Linked DNA regions of Homo sapiens: region 1 is linked to region 2. Evidence: chromatin loops called from intact Hi-C (ENCODE). Cell type or tissue: left ventricle myocardium inferior. All regions are shown on one strand. Links, peaks and the distances in the headings refer to the core of each region. The heading gives the core; the rest is flanking DNA.

Region 1 (2,899 bases), core at 125-2,624, 120 kb after region 2:
GCAAGCCCAGGGCACTTCTCGCTGCTCTAGCCCAGGCAGCCCCTCCTCTGGGCCTGGGCGGAGAGGTTAATTTGGGGAATGGACACAAAGAGGGAGGATCGAAGAGTCAGAGCCTCAGGAATGCCCAGCCAGAGCAGTTCAGACATTGAGAGGAGAAGCTGGCTCTGAGGAAGATTTATTTGCTCTGAGGCTCTGCATCCCCCAGCCATCCCCCCAGAGCCTCTCCCTGTGGGGAACACAGGACACAGGCAGAGTCCTCCCCACAGCTTGCATCTGTCCCCTGAACAGGGCAACCTGGACGCCAGGCTGGATGGAGGGGAGAAGGCGATGCAGCCGCAATGGTAGTCTCCATGGTGTGTGAGGAGCCGGCACCTGCTCTCACACGATGCCATCAAAGCCCTGCAGGCCACACTTCTTGCCGGCCACCTGGCACCCGAATCTCAGTGCTTCCTGCACGCTCCTCCCTGGAGGAGGGGCAAGTAGCTAGGTCAGCCAGGTGTTTGGGGCAGGGACAGGTCCCAGTCCTTTTCCCCTCCTGCTGCCATACTCACCCTGGGAGAGGCTGAAGATGACGGAGGCATTGAAGGTGTCTCCAGCTCCCAGTGTATCCACCACGCGGGGTGGCGGGAAAGCATCCGAGTGGAGCAATTTGCCATCAGGGCCCAGGGCGTCGGCGCCCTCCTCAGCCCAGGCACAGACAAGCACAGCCCTGCAAGACGGCTCCACTCAGCTGGGTGTTAGCCCACCCCGTCCCCCCAGCCATCCTCCCAGCTCCAGGGCGGACTCCTGGAGTCCAGGCTCATCCTGTACCTTCTAAAGCCCCTTCCTGGCTTCCCCGGCTCACCCTTTCCTCACACGACCATACAAGCCCCTCAAGGCTTCCTCTGCTGACTGGAACCCCAAGTGCTTGGCCACATCTTTGCTGACAAACACCTGTGGGCAGTGGAAGAGAAGCTGGTGGTCACTTCTAACTCGTCATTCACCAACAGCAGCCTAGCGTTGCCCCCATTACAACACGACTCCCCCAACATGTCCACATAGATCCCCAACGTAGCATCTCACTGTCCCACGGGAACGTGGTTTTCTTTTTTCTTTATTTTTTGTGAAGATGGTCTCCCTGAGGCTGGTCTTGAACTCCTGGCCCCATATGATCTTCCTGCCTCAGCCTCCCAAAATTTCTGGGATTACAGGTGTGAGTCACTGCACCTGGCCAGAAGCATATTTTTATCGATGCTTATATATAATAGAATACAGCCTTGTAAATTGTAAAACAAAAGGCCTGGTCCGTTTGTTCTCTGATCAATGGATTGAAAACCCACAGAAAGCCTTGAGCGCCACCTTGGGGTGGAATCTACCACCGCCATGCTGGCTCCCTGGAGCAGTTTTGCTGGTTTTTCCCACAACTATGTCCTCTAGGTATGGTTTCTTCATCTGGAAAACAAAGAGGCTCCCTCAACACTACCTACACTTTAGAATCTCCAGAGAAAGTTTTGGTAAAAACAAAAAACAAAACACCGAAGCCTTGGCTCTACCCCTGCCAATCAAAAACAAGATGGTGGGGCTCAGGCACTGCAATCCTCCTGCCTCAGCCTCCTGAGTAGCTGGGACTATGGGTGCACACCACCATGCCAGGAATTTTTTTTTTTTTTTTTTGTATAGAGACAGGGTCTTGCAATCTTGAATGACTGGCTGAAGTGATCCTCCTGCATTGGCCTCCCAAGGTGCTGGGATTACAGGTATGAGTCACTGCTCTTGGCCTAATTTATTTTCATAGAGACAGGGGTCTTGCTATGTTGTCCAGGCTGGTCTTGGACTCCTGGCATCAAGCAATCCTCCTACCTCAGCTTCCCAAAGCTCTGGGATTACAAGTGTGAGCCACTACACTTGGCCTGCATTCATCTTTTTTAATATGCAGCCAAGGTTGAGGACAAGTCACAAGGTTGAGGACCTTGGCTGGATGGTCTCCAACCAACTTCTGCTATGATGCTGGGATTACTTCCCAAATTCCATTTACATCCAGCCTTTTCAAAAAGAGACTCATGCAAGTCTCCTTCCCACCCTTCCCTCACCCTAGCAGCCCCCACAACCTGCCAGACACCCCTGAGTTGGAAGAAACCTCAGAGAACAGTTGTGTGCCCTCATTCTGCAGAGGAAAAGACTGGGGAGCCCCAGAGAGGAGATGCTTCCACACAGGCTTGCCCTGTGGCTGTTTAAGCCCTACCCAAGCCCTCTGGGCATTCTTACACCTATGCACCCACCTGGGGTGGAGACATTCTACTCCTTGCTCACTGCTGAGGCCTGCACTGGAGCCCAAGGCTAGGGGTCTACTTCTTTGCTTTAACCCCCATCCCCCATCTTCAAACACCACCAAACCAGGAACCACTATTCCAATTGTGGTAGGCAGGATAAAAGGATTCTGGCTCCCTTTAAGAACCAAATTAGCTGGAAGTGGCAAAGAGAGGCTGAATGGGGCACCCACCACGTCTCCGTAGCCAAACAGCTGGAAGAGCTCCTCTCGTGGCTTCTCCACCTCCACGGACACCCGGATCTTCTGCTCTGGAGGCTGCCTGGTGTTGTGTGCGTCTATCCGCTGCAGCATCTTCACCTGCTCCGATGCGTTCCGGCCCTGGTACAGGACAGGGCAGCTCAGGACCGCTGGGCACTGCCTGGCCAATCTGCCTCATTCTTCCTGCCCCGCTGAAACTCTGGGTGAGGAGGGAGAGGGCCTCGGGGAGGCTGGGCTAGAACCCCATCCTAAATTACAACATTCAGAGCTGTCGTGGACTTTGAAGACCTTATCAACCAGCTACTCCATTCCACAGATGAGAAGACTAAAGAATAAAAGATACTGTGAAAGACCTACCATAGGTTAAATGATGGAGCTAGAACTCAGGACTTC
Region 2 (2,899 bases), core at 174-2,673:
GCTCACTCTCCCCAGCGTCAGGGTGGCTGGGAAGGCAAATTAAGAATTAAAGGCTTACACCTGCAGTGAGGCCAAACAAATTTTGAGAGATACTACTCTAGGCCAGATTGACTTCCTCTATTACCTTAATTACTATATGTTGGGTTTTTTTTAATGCTTGAACTGTCAGAGGGCAACTTAGTTTCCAAATTTCAGAGGTGAAGGAATAGGGGAAACCTCACTGTAGGAAGAAACTCAGTTTTCTCACCTAGAGGTAAGAACACAACTGAAAAGCAGAGAATCAGACGAGGCCATGTCAGTAGGTCTAGAAGATAATGTCACTGGTTTTGTAGGTAAACTGGCACTCACTGTCACAGAGAAGTATGTGACCCTAGTTTCCAGTCTCTTTCCACTAATTTATGTAGTCCTAAAAAGCACTGCTCCCATCTGACTCTGCTGCTAAAAAAAAACCTTCAATGGATCCTTTACCAAACTAAGCTGACTCTGCTTTGGCTTCAGGTCCCTCCATGCCCACCGGATTTAACTTATCTGCAGGCTTTTTTCTCCTGACTTCTGCATGCCTAACAAGTTGGACAAGGCTGTTCCCTTACACCTCTTTTACTTTTCCTTGATCCATGCCTTCACTACATACAGAATGCTTTCAGCTATACCTGGAGCCTTGATGCCCTTAACAAAGGCGGTAGCTTTTTCCTGAGGCCTCCAACACTCTGTGCCTCCCAAGGCACTTAACAACCCCTAACTACAGTTACTAGTGATCTTAGTCCTTGACTTTACTACTTCAGTGGGTATGTTTTCTGCAGGATGCCCAGCAGGGTGTCAACGTCTCCTACTTCACTAATAGTTAACAATTACTGACTTGAAAAGGAATGTAGAGAAAGCACTGGGTGTGGCTACCTTGCAGAGACCGAACTCATCCATTTCATCTGGGGGGATGCCATAGTTGCCGATCAGAGGATAGGTGAGCACTAAGATCTGTGCCTTGTAGGAGGGATCAGTGAGGGCCTCGGGGTAGCCGACCATGCCGGTTTGAAACACTGCAAGAAAGAAGCAGGGCTGGGCTCCGGTAGGGCACCCTTCGGAACACTCCCCGCGCGATGAGCACGCCCCAGTGGAGGCTGCCTTGGTCGCGAGGGGTTTATGGCGCTGGGGCCCATGGGCACCGAATGGGGGAAGGGGGTACGCTGGCGGGAAAATGGCGGGGTCTGGACGGGGAAGGTTGGGAGGAGAGGCGCATCACAGAGTGGGATAAGGTCTGCAGCCTAACCGGGCTTGCTTACCCACTTCCCCGGCAGTCGACACGGCGGCCCCAAAGGGCTGGCCCCGCAGGACCGACCCGTCCTCCAACACTAGGGCCGCCATGGGAAGGGAGCTCAGAGGCGGGGGCGAGTACGGAGAAGCGGGAAGGACTGCAAACTCCACTGGAACCACGTGAGGACGGCGCGCCGGAGTCGGTCCACGTGGCTAACGGCGCGGGGCGCTGGAGAGAAGCCGGGCGCGGCAGCGTAGGAGCCTCGGGCGCGCTTGGCGGCAGCAGCAGAGACTGCGGCGGCGCGGACACAGGCGGCGTGAGGGGCGGGGCCGGGCACGTAAGGGGCGGGGTCCGCGGAGCCACGGGGAGTGGGCCCCCGTGGTCTCCGCACTGCAAAACCGGGGGAAACCTGAAAAAACCGGCTGCCCTAAAGCAGTCCCTCCCACCCCAAGCAAGAAACACGTAAAGGCAGGGCGCCTTTCCTTAAAAAGAAAGAGAGGAAAAAAAAAGAAAAAAGTGTTTATTATAGGCAACAACACCAATGGGAACTGGTATTTGTCTACACCAAGGGAGTGCAATTTTTCATCTTCCAATGGCGGCCTCAACCTTGAGGCGAATCCACTGGCGAAAGATGCCTTTCTAGGAAGCAGAGCTCCCTGACTGGGCTAAGATAGTTCAGATTGATCTTAGGTCAATGGTAAGACCTATGTAGTTCATGAAGTCTTGGCTTTTCGGCGCTGGGTCGCCCAAAGCAGAATGGAGACGGATAGAGTGGTGGCTCCCAGAATCCCGAAGAACATAAGCAGTGAGAACGAGCCCTGTGAACAACAGACCAAAAAACACCCCCATACAACGTTACACGGAGGGCCACATCCTAACACCTAGTTCTTTCCTAATATACCTATCACTTTGTCTAGGGCAATTCTATAGTTTTCCACCTATAGGAAATTTGTATCAGCTCCTGGTCTTGTGGCTCTCCTTTCTGAGAAGACTTGCTCTATGCATTCCTTGTATCCCTAGTTAGACGGCCTAATTCCTCACCTGGCGCATACACTTGTATCCATGGAAACCATCAGCACAAACACACTGCAAAAGACCTGGACCATCAGGTACACAAGATCCATTCTCAGGACACATTTCTGGAGGCCAGAGAGAAATAGAGAACATCACTTTATCCATTTCATTAGGCATATTTCTCAATTATCTGTTTCAACTTAGATTCTCTCAATCATTGCTAGGATAAAGGAAGAAGAAAGAAAATTACAGATAAAAACAGTAACAATAATGTCAGGCCTCTGAGCCCAAGCTAAGCTATCATATCCCCTGTGACCTGCACGTATACATCCAGATGGTCTGAAGCAACTGAAGATCCACAAAAGAAATGAAAATAGCCTTAACTGATGACATTCCACCATTGTGATTTGTTTCTGCCCCACCCTAACTGATCAATATACTTTGTAATCTCCCTTACCCTTAAGAAGTTTCCTTGTAATCTCTCCCACGCTTAAGAAGGTTCTTTGTAATTCTCCCCACCCTTGAGAATGTACTTTGTAAGATCCATCCCCTGCCCGCAAAACAGCACTCCTAACTCCACTGCCTACCCCAAAACCTGTAAGAACTAATGATAATCCCACCACCCTTTGCTGACTC

The links. A loop is a pair of places that touch in the nucleus more often than their neighbours do. Peaks named below come from ENCODE experiments on the same cell type or tissue, not always from the same donor. Only the 100,000 strongest peaks of a DNase experiment are listed, where the experiment ranks them.
Region 1: it touches region 2 in a loop (2.6-fold over the local background); 35 of 110 quality-filtered maps call a loop at or near these places.

Annotation. Positions count from the first base shown.
Region 1 is chr2:27,097,230-27,100,128 of GRCh38, reverse strand. It overlaps KHK (ketohexokinase), which reads right to left. Exons shown (of 8, transcript NM_006488.3): 5 at 2,480-2,626; 6 at 845-933; 7 at 552-709; 8 at 1-464. The coding sequence ends at 379. It also overlaps a transcript of CGREF1 not described here. Among named protein-coding and RNA genes, the nearest start is that of KHK, 12 kb to the right of the region's middle. RefSeq lists an enhancer at 246-1,089. In left ventricle myocardium inferior, for the core only: CTCF peaks have their summits at 1,135 and 1,344 (motif pointing left); a DNase peak (open chromatin) is centred at 1,348.
Region 2 is chr2:27,216,012-27,218,910 of GRCh38, reverse strand. ATRAID (all-trans retinoic acid induced differentiation factor) reads right to left here. Exons shown (of 7, transcript NM_001170795.4): 6 at 2,291-2,388; 7 at 1,754-2,067. The coding sequence ends at 1,963. It overlaps CAD (carbamoyl-phosphate synthetase 2, aspartate transcarbamylase, and dihydroorotase), which reads right to left and starts at 1,542. Exons shown (of 44, transcript NM_004341.5): 1 at 1,278-1,542; 2 at 895-1,034. The coding sequence starts at 1,359. RefSeq lists a silencer at 1,441-1,670. In left ventricle myocardium inferior, for the core only: a CTCF peak has its summit at 1,508; a DNase peak (open chromatin) is centred at 1,510; H3K4me3 peaks cover 1,724 bases; H3K27ac peaks cover 1,736 bases.